Regions from separate parts of the Homo sapiens genome. Here region 1 is linked to region 2. A link is an interaction called in ENCODE POLR2A ChIA-PET data of the cell type or tissue named here. Cell type or tissue: GM12878. All regions are shown on one strand.

Evidence for each region. ChIA-PET counts read pairs that join two places held together with the same protein. Peaks named below come from ENCODE experiments on the same cell type or tissue, not always from the same donor. Only the 100,000 strongest peaks of a DNase experiment are listed, where the experiment ranks them.
Region 1: POLR2A ChIA-PET joins it to region 2 with 6 read pairs; 1 of 35 experiments calls an interaction of 5 or more read pairs at or near these places.

The regions. Positions count from the first base shown.
Region 1 is chr16:28,908,082-28,913,081 of GRCh38, forward strand. RABEP2 (rabaptin, RAB GTPase binding effector protein 2) reads right to left here. Exons shown (of 13, transcript NM_024816.3): 6 at 3,003-3,098; 7 at 2,807-2,905; 8 at 528-683. Among named protein-coding and RNA genes, the nearest start is that of RABEP2, 15 kb to the right of the region's middle. In GM12878, no CTCF peak of the experiment used is centred here; no DNase peak of the experiment used is centred here; H3K27ac peaks cover 1,095 bases.
Region 2 is chr16:30,663,069-30,668,068 of GRCh38, forward strand. It overlaps FBRS (fibrosin), which reads left to right. Exons shown (of 18, transcript NM_001105079.3): 7 at 1,147-1,448; 8 at 1,647-1,852; 9 at 1,967-2,011; 10 at 2,238-2,333; 11 at 2,570-2,638; 12 at 3,444-3,473; 13 at 3,851-3,922; 14 at 4,252-4,369; 15 at 4,474-4,554. Among named protein-coding and RNA genes, the nearest start is that of FBRS, 7.1 kb to the left of the region's middle. In GM12878, no CTCF peak of the experiment used is centred here; no DNase peak of the experiment used is centred here; H3K4me3 peaks cover 889 bases.

The DNA.
Region 1 (5,000 bases), 1.8 Mb before region 2:
GAGCCACCGCGCCTAGCCCTGACTAATTTTTTTGTATTTTTAGTAGAGACAGGGTTTTACCGTTGGCCAGGCTGGTCTCAAATTCCTGACCTCAAGTGATCCGCCCGCCTCAGCTTCTCAAAGTGCTAGGATTACAGGTGTGAGCCATCGCGCCTGGCTAATAAGCCATATTATTAAGAAAAAGTTGACAAAGGCTAGGCATAGATCCATGATGGCAGCTTGCTATAAACCAAAGATTATGATAAATTCAATCTTGTGGCTCGCGTGTCACTTAAAAATAGCAAACCAACCAAATGACTGCTTCCTTCCTGCCAAGCATTCTGTTAATTCATTTTCTTTTGATGCCAATGCTGGAAAGCATGTATGGTTCCATTTCTCAGATGAGGAAACTGAGCCTTAGAGAAGGCAAATGAGTTAGCCAAGCAAATACACAGCACCCTGGCTGGTCGTGACCAACGCTCTGCCCTGCCTGGGAAGAAGGGGCCCTCACGGTGGCTCCAGGCTCTCAGTGCCCACACTCAGCTTACTGGCACAGAGCTGGGCAGTGATTCCTCCTCGCCCTGCTCCTGCTGCGAGCCCTGGGGGGCTGAGGATGGCAGCTGCTCGGCCCGGAGCCCTTGGTTTTCCTCATTCAACCGCTTTACCTCATGGTGCAGGCACTTGTGGGTGGTGACCAGCTCCGCCTATGGACAGACAGTTAGTATAAGGCAATGAAGAGGACAGGGCGTCTCCAGTCCCTAGGAGGCCAAACCTCCTTGAACCCTCCTCCCAGACTGACAGCAAGAGAGCCCATACCCTCTCTGTTCCTAAGCAAGGAAGGAGCACTTTTTGCTACCAAGCTCTTCAGACACCTCTGTCCCTGCTAACACGCAGATTACAGGCTGCTGCCAGGGCCCAAGCCAGATATTTTACTTGGTCTATATATATATATATATATATATACACATACACACACACACACACAAATATTTAAATATATATAAATTTAAATTTTAAAAAATATATATTTTTTTGAGACAGAGTCTCCCTCTGTCACTCAGGCTGGAGTGCAATAGAGTGATCTCGGCTCACTGCAACCTCCGCCTCCCGGGTTCAAGCGATTCTCCTGCCTCAGCCTCCCAAGTAGCTGGAATTACAGGCGCCCACCATCACGCCTGGCTAATATTTGTACTTTTAGTAGAGACGGGGTTTCACCATGTTGGTCAGGTTGGTCTCAAACTCTTGACCTCAGATGATCCACCTGTCTTGGCCTCCCAAAGTGCTGGGATTACAGGTGTGAGCCACCGTGCCCGGCCCATATATATTTTTAAAACCTTAAAGTAGTTGCCAATTCTAAAAATTAAGAGACAAGCCAGGCGTGGTGCCACACACCTATAACCCTGGCTATGGGGGAGGCCAAGGTGGGAGGGTCACTTGAGGCCAGGAGTTTGAGACCAGCCTGGGCAACATAGTGAGACCCCGACTCTACAAAAAAATTTACAAATTAGCTGGGCATGGTGGTGTGAGCCTGTAGTCCCAGCTACTCAGGAGGGTGAGGCTGCAGGATTGCTTGAGCCCAGAAAGTTGAGGCTTCAGTGAGCTCTGATTGCACCACTGCACTCCAGCCTGGCCAGCCTGAGCGACAGAGCAACACACCATTTCTTAAAAAAAAAAAAACAGGAGGCCGGGCTCAGTGGCTTACGCCTGTAATCCCAGCACTTTGGGAGGCCGAGACGGGTGGATCACGAGGTCAGGAGATCGAGACCATCCTGGCTAACACGGTGAAACCCCGTCTCTACTAAAAATACAAAAAAAAATATTAACCGGGCGTGGTGGCAGGCACCTGTAGTCTCAGCTACTCGGGAGGCTGAGGCAGGAGAATGGCGTGAATCTGGGAGGCAGAGCTTGCAGTGAGCCGAGATCGTGCCACTGCACTCCAGCCTGGGTGAAAGAGCGAGACTCCGTCTCAAAAAAAAAAAAAAAAAAAAAAATAGGAGACAATACACAAATATTCATATTTTTGGTTTCTCTTGAAAAATCAGAAAATCTGGCAGCAGGGAACCTGTGTTCCTAGGTGGCCACAGTCAGCAAAGCCCAGAGGCAGGAGCCCCTTGCAGGGGCCTCTGGTTCCAGGCCGCCTACTGCCCTCCTACCCTCCTGCCCTACACCTGGCCCTGTTCAATCACGTATGTCTCCTCCCCAGTCTTTGTCAGTATCTGATTTGCTTTTTTTTTTTTTTTTTCTTTGAGACAGTTTTGCTTTCACCCAGGCTGAAGTGCAATGGCGTGATCTCGGCTCACTACAACCTCTGTCCCCTGGGTTCAAGCGATTATCCTGCCCAGCCAAGTAGCTGGGATTATAGGCGCCCACCACCATGCCCGGCTAATTTTTGTATTCTTAGTAGAGATGGGGTTTCCCTGTGTTGGCTAGGCTCGAACTCCTGACCTCAGGTGATCCAACCGCCTAGGCCTCCCAAAGTGCTAGGATTACAGGTATGAGTCACCTCGCCCAGTCAGATTTGATTTTAATCCTCATGACTCTGCAAACTAGGGCCCATTATGTCAGTTTTATAGATGGTGAGGCAGAGGCTGGGAGTCTGGGATTAGCTCAAGATCAAACAGCTCTGTGTGGCTGCAGGGGCCCTGTTCTGGCCACGGCACCAGCTGCCCCAAAACCCTCTTACCTACCTGGCACCGGTTCCAGGGTGTGGCCTGAGCAGCTGGGGACAGGACAGGTTCCTTGACTTCCCACGTGCCCCCTTCCACCACGTGCAACTGATTCCTGCTGGACTCCTCGCCCTCCTGCCCTAGGGCCCCCAGGTACTCACCATCTGCAGCTGCACCCGCTCCTGGGCCTGGCTCACGGTCCCTTGCAGGGTCCGCAGCAGCTGCTCTGAGTTCTGGACCTGGGCCAGGAGCACCTGCATCTGGGTTGGAGGGAGGGCGAAAGTGAGGGCAAGGGCATGTCAGGGGGCGGCAGGTAGCCAGAGGCCGGCTGGGGCTGCAGCAGCGGCAGGGACCCACCTGCTTGGCACAGTCCTCATTGCTCCGTCTCAGGCCCTCTTGGAGCTCGTCCCGCTCGCGACTGACGCTCTCCAGGTCCTTCTGCAGCTGTCGGCCCTGCCACAGACCCTGCCTTCAGCCTGCATCTCCCAGGAACTTGGCCCCCCTCACCACACTTCTCGTGGCCCACCTCTGCAGGGAGGTGCCCTCATCCACACAGTCCGTCAAATTACAGGCCCAGCCATCCATTCTCTTCCCTTCACTCCCCACCCATCAGCAGGCCCTGCCAGGTCCACCTCCAAAGTGGATTCCACAGGACTGGGTGGAGTGGGGTCACGCCTGTAATCCCAGCACTTTGGAAGGCCGAGGCGGGTGGATCATTTGAGGTCAGGAGTTCAAAACCAGCCTGGCCAACATGGTAAAACCCTGTCTCTACTAAAAATACAAAAAATTAGCCGGGCGTGGTGGCGGGACACCTGTAATCTCAGCTACTCGGGAAACTGAGGCAGGAGATTCACTTAAACCCAGGAAGCAGAGGTTGCAGTGAGCAGTGAGCAGAGGTTGCCGTGAGTGAGATTCCGTCTCAAAAAAGAGAAAAAAAAAAAAAAAACAGGGCCAGGCATGGTGGCTCATGCCTATAATCCCACCACTTTGGGAGGCTGAGGTGGGTGGTCAGGAGTTCAAGACCAGCCTGACCAATATGGTGAAACCTTGTCTCTACTAAAAATACAAAAAAAGTAGTTGGACGTGGTGGCGGGCCCCTGTAATCCCAGCTACTGGGGAGGCTGAGGCAGGAGAATCGCTTGAACCTGAAAGACAGAGGTTGCAGTGAGCCAAGATCAGGCCACTGCACTCCAGCCTGGGTGACAGGACAGGACTCCATCTTAAAAAAAGTGGATTCCAGCCGGGCATGGTGGCTCGCACCTGTAATCCCAGCACTTTGGGAGGCCGAGGTGGGCGGATCACGAGGTCAGGAGATCGAGACCATCCTGGCTAACATGGTGAAACCCCGTCTCTACTATAAACACAAAAAATTAGCCAGGTGTGGTGGCAGGCGCCTGTAGTCCCAGCTACTCGGAAGGCTGAGGCAGGAGTATGGCATGAACCCGGTAGGTGGAGCTAGCAGTGAGCCGAGAACCACACCACTGCACTCCAGCCTGGGTGACACAGCGAGACTCCATCTCAAAAAAAAAAAAAGTGGATTCCACATCCACCCATTTCTTCCTGTCTCTGCGGCCATCCCCTGGTCCAAGGTACCACCTTCCTGTACACCACAGTCCCAGCCTCTCAGCTTCTCCTGTGTCCCCTACCCCAACACAGCCCCAAGTAAGCTTTCTTTCTTTCTTTTTTTTTTTTTTTTTTTTGAGATGGGGTCTCACTCTGTGACCCAGGCTGGAGTGCAGTGGCGCACGATCTCAGCTCACTGCAGCATCGACCTCCTGGGCTCAAGCAATCCTCTCATCTCAACCTCTCGAAGTAGCCTGGATCATAGGCATGTGCCACTGTGCCCAGCTACTTTTTTGTGTTTTTTTGTAGGACAGGGTTTCATCATGTTGCCCAGGCTGGTCTCAAACTCCTGGGCTCCAGCATTCTGCCCGCTTCAGTGTCCCAAAGTGCTGAGATTACACGCGTGAGCCACTGCACCTGGCCCCAAGTGAGCTTTTGAAAGCCTGGAGCCGGGAGGCTTCTCCGTTGCTTAACCCTGCAGGTGCTTCCCACGTCTCCTAAGACGCACAATGCACAACAGGCCCCCGAGGTCGGACTCATGTGGCCCTGCCTTTCTTTCTGGTCTCCTCTTCTCTCCTCCCCGGTGGCCTTCCTGTTCCTCAGACACACTGTGGTCTCTCCATCCTCAGGGCCTTCGAACTCACAGTTCCTTGTGCCCCGGTTTTTTTTTCTCTTTTTTTTTGAGACACAGTTTCTCTCTGCTTCTCTTCTTGCCCGGGCTGGAGTGCAATGGCGCGATCTCGGCTTACCACAACTTCTGCCTCCTGGGTTCAAGCGATTCTCCTGCCTCAG
Region 2 (5,000 bases):
TTGTGTTTGCTGGTGAGAACGTTTTTTCAGGCAGGCAAGTCTGCTCGGAATAGTGTTCTTTGGAACATACTTTGGGAAATGCTGACATGATGGTTAAGAGCGCTGGCTTTGGTGTCAGACCCAGATTCAAATTCTTGCTCTGACGCTTCCTGGCTGTGTGATTTTTGACAAGTCACTTAACCCCTCTGAGCCTCGATTTCCTCTTTCTGTCAAATGGAATGATCATAGTACTTTCATCTTAAAGCTGTTGTGAGGATTAACTACGAGTGAATGCAGTGTTTCCCAAAGTGTGTACATTCAGCGTCAGTGATATATGGGATGATTTCAGGTCTTACGTGAGTAAACTTTAAAAAATAGTCCTGAGTTAGCTTTTGTGAACTTTAGAAAGCTGAGTGTCATGCCTCAGCCCCTTGATTTCACACGCGATTGCTTAGGGGGAGGCTAAGTTAAAAAAAAAAAAAAGGAAATTGAGTTCTTAAAAGAAGCCATTGATGCAGTTCAGATGGTTACTTTGCTGGGCAGCAGTGGGGAAGGTGGCGTGGAATGTTGGAGACTTGGATTAGCTTTTAAAGCAGGTGCCAGCACTTGGCCTACAGCAGGTGCTTGCCACAGGGTAAGAACTATTGACACTTACTATTGATGCTCTATTTTGTCACCGTCATTGTCATTGTTATTATTGAGAAAACTAAGGCTCAGAGAGGGGCAGTGACTTGCTCAAGGTCACCCCGGGCATTCATGGCAAGATGGGCCTAGAATTCAGGTCTCCTGACTCCCAGGCCAGGCCAGTGTGGTGCTGCTTCCACTGTTGTAGGGTGGGACCCCAGGTGGCTTGTTCTAATTAAGCGTCAACATGAATGATCTGTTCTGTGCTGTGGTTGAGTCAGAAAGGGAAAGTCATCTGGCCAGAGATGGCAGAGGCAGCTGCGTGGATGCAGAGACCTAGACAGGGAGAAATAGGGGTTGCTGGGTGTGGGAGGCGCCTCAGTCTGAGAACGGATTCCCTCGGTGGGGGGCGGTCCTGGGGCTGGGTTCTGCCACCTCCCGTGTTGGAGAACCAGGGTCACGGTATCACCCAGGCTTCTGACCCCCTCCCGTCAGAGCTGGCACCTCCCAACCCCTCACTCATCTCCCCACTTCTCTCCCCAGCTCTTCACGGCCGCCCCCCAAGGCCCCGGCCCCTCCCGTGGCTCAGCCTCCCCCCTCATCATCCTCTTCGTCCTCCTCCTCCTCATCTGCCTCCTCCTCGTCCGCGCAGCTCACCCACCGGCCCCCGACGCCCTCACTGCCCCTGCCTTTGTCCACCCACAGCTTTCCCCCTCCCGGGCTGCGGCCCCCCCCACCACCCCACCACCCCTCCTTGTTCTCCCCTGGCCCCACCCTGCCCCCACCCCCACCCCTGCTGCAGGTGCCAGGGCACCCTGGGGCCTCAGCCGCTAACGCCCTTTCTGGTGAGTTTGGGGTCCTGGCCGGGGGGTGGGGGGCCATCACCCCGGGCTCGGGCCCAGTTGGCTTTGGGGCACCTGAGCCTCAGCAGACAGCAGGGCTTGAGGAGGGAGTGGCTCGAGGCCAGAGGGAAGGCAGTCACCTGGGCCCAAGGAGGCTGATGTGGCGACAGCATTAAAGCCTTCTCCCGTCCCCTCCCACAGAGCAGGACCTGATCGGCCAGGACCTGAACTCTCGCTACCTGAATGCCCAGGGTGGCCCTGAGGTGGTGGGGGCAGGGGGCTCGGCCCGGCCCCTGGCCTTCCAGTTCCACCAGCACAACCACCAGCACCAGCACACCCACCAGCACACCCACCAGCACTTCACCCCTTATCCCCCGGGCCTGCTGCCACCCCACGGCCCCCACATGGTGAGCTCCTCATTGGGCTGGCGATGAGGCTCGGAGGCCTCTGGGGAGGGCATGGCTTCTGGGGGAAGGCCCGGGTCCCTGGCTGGCAGCTTACTCTTCCCTTCTCTTCCCTAGTTTGAGAAATATCCAGGAAAGATGGAAGGCCTTTTCCGACATAATGTGAGTGTGTGTGTGCGTGTGCGTATGGGGTGTGTGGTGTGGGCGTGGATGCATCCATGCTTGTGACCCTGACTGCTGGGGTCCAGTCTTCAGCACAAAAGCAAGAGCCTTGAGCCTGGGACAGCTCCCTGGGGGGCTTTAGGGTGGAGGCCCGTGGACTGACGGGCAGGCTGGACTTGGGCTGCGCCTCCACCCCCACCTGTACTAGTCCCCCTTCTCTCCACAGCCGTACACGGCCTTCCCTCCCGCAGTGCCCGGGCTGCCTCCGGGCCTCCCGCCGGCCGTCTCCTTTGGCTCCCTGCAGGGGGCCTTCCAGCCCAAGGTGAGCTCCCAATCCAGACACCACCACCGCCTACCATCTTGACAAACCCAGACACGCCGGGTCCAAGCACCCTTCTCCCATTCCCCAAAGTCGTGCCCATCCTCCTGCCCTGCCCTGCTGCACCCAGTTTTCTCCAAAGCCATGATCCCTCCCTGCCCAGTGTCCCAGCTTGGTTCTGGATCCCTTTGTGCTTGGTGCCAGCTCTCCTGTCTGATCCCTCCACTCCCCTTTCCCAGAGCACGAACCCTGAGCTGCCACCACGACTGGGGCCGGTGCCGAGCGGGCTCTCCCAGAAGGGGACACAGGTGAGGGGGCCAGGGCAGGTCCTGGGGGAGCTGGAAGGTGTGTTGCGGGGAGAACAGAACTGACTTGAGGAGAGTGAACTGCTGATTCCTCCCTTGAATTCACAATCGGGTGTTCCTGGGTGTCTAATAGAGAGGGAATTTCTGTAAATAGCTGGCTTTCCCAGGCATGAGGAATGAGAGTTTCATGAGCTTGTCCCAGAAATAGGATGATTAGGACAATGGTTTTTGTAGTGGTTTTCAAACTTTTTAATAAAGTTACAAAACACTTTTTTTCCAAATGACATCATACCAGGAAGCCCTGTTCGGAAAACAAAAGATAAGCTGCCCCTTGGTGAAGTGAGGAGAGCCAGAGCCTCCCTCCCCTTAGCACTTGCAGCAGTGTAGACCCCAGGGCTGCGGGAACGTTGTGAAACGCACAGGACCAGTTTCCTACAGGGAAGACTAGGCCAGAGGTTTTCCAACTTCCTTCAAAGGCATTTTCCCTAAATAAATCTTAAACAGACCGCTATACTCTAAAGTTGGTAATAGGAGAGCTTCTCTGAGAAACCTGTCCTGCCTGCCCCCTCACCACCCGCAGCCTTCCAGCAGGGCAGCTCCCTGGGGCTTGGTTCAGAAACCTTGTGCTGGAGGAGAGATGCCTAGACTGGGAGAGATGGGGAAAGGAGTTTGGGCCTGAGCAGGAAGGGTTTGAGGGAGTCCCAGTGTCTCAGGCATGTTGGGGGTGAGTGGATGCTGTGGAGATGCGAGGCGCCTGGCCCAGGACTCGGGTCTGAGTCGCCTCCCATCTCTCCTTTGCCATCCCCAGATCCCCGACCATTTCCGGCCACCTTTGAGGGTGAGTTGTGTGAGGACCTCAGGCTGCATGAGGCTGGGGGCTGGTGTTAGCATGTTTGGCTAAGGGGGGTTTTGCTTACAAATAAGTGAGAAGCCCAGAACATGGAGGCAGCCAGATGTGGAACAGCAGAGAGTGAGGGCTTTCAAGTTGCAGACCTGGGCTCGGATGGAACTGGCCATGGGACCTTGGGCAAGGCAGTTGATCTCTCTGAGCCTCAGTTTCCTAGGCTGTAAAATGAACCTAGTCATCCCTTGGTTGTAGGAATGATGAGTAGGGATATTTTGTGGCGAGGCTGGGCCCAGAGCCAGGCCTGGAGTGGATGATGAGTGAACGTTCTTTCCTTCCCTTTCCCTTTGGTCATCCTTCTGGGGCGGCAGAAACCAGGGAAGTGGTGTGCCATGCACGTGCGTGTGGCTTACATGATCCTGAGACACCAGGAGAAAATGAAGGTACTGGGGCCGGAGGGCTGGGGAGAGTGGGTCTCAGAGTCAGGGGAGGACTGAGCTCTGGGCATTGGCCCTCAACAGAGCTCAGCAGAATCTTGGCCAGAAACATTCTCTCCTGTCCCCCATCACTGCTGAACAGTTCTATGGCTGGCACCTTAGTTCTCTGGCTCATTAGGGGGCTGCTCAGAGAAGGCTCCGAGAGAGGCAGAAGATAGGCATCCAGGCCCCATCTGGGTGCCAGCCAGCCTTTGGAGGGGAACCACGGGTGAGAGAGCAAGAGGGGGACCAGACTGGCTCCTCATGTACTGCCCCTCTCCCTGTGTCCCACACAGGGTGACTCCCACAAGCTTGACTTTCGGAATGACCTCCTGCCCTGCCTTCCGGGGCCCTATGGGGCCCTGCCCCCTGGGCAGGAGCTCTCCCACCCGGCCTCCCTCTTCACTGCGACTGGTGAGTCTGGCCAGCCCCCTCGGGCCTGAGGTTCCCTGTCTATAGCCTGAGGCCCAGCTTGTGCCCACTCAGCCTCATCAGAATCTCCCACCTCTCTGCCCCAGGTGCCGTCCACGCTGCAGCCAACCCTTTCACGGCAGCTCCCGGGGCCCACGGACCCTTCCTGAGCCCCAGCACCCACATTGGTAAGAGCCAAGGGCGTGTTGGGCAACCCAGGCTTTGTCCCTGACTTCCAGGAGATGGAAATCAGACCCAGCAGGCAGCTGGAATGCAGGATAGACCTGGTTCCACTTGCTTAGTGACCTTGGGCAGGTTACTCTACCCCCTCTGAGCCTTGATTTCCTCATCTGTAAAATGAGTAGGGAAGGGCAGGGTGACTTCAGTCTCTGCCAGCTGGAGCCCTGTCTCCCAGTAGCCAGTGGCAGGGGCAGTACGCCACCTGGAAGGGGAAGGTGGGGAGGCCATGCTGGCCCAGGGGAGAGCATGGCCACTGACTCCTAGGATCTTGGCAGGCTTCTTGGGGAGGTTTCACCTGGGTTTGGGTGGACAAGGAAGAGTTGAGCCTGGTGGCTTGGAGAAAGGTGTTCCTGGCTGGGGACGTGGTGACATTCCAGTGGCGGGATAGGTTAGT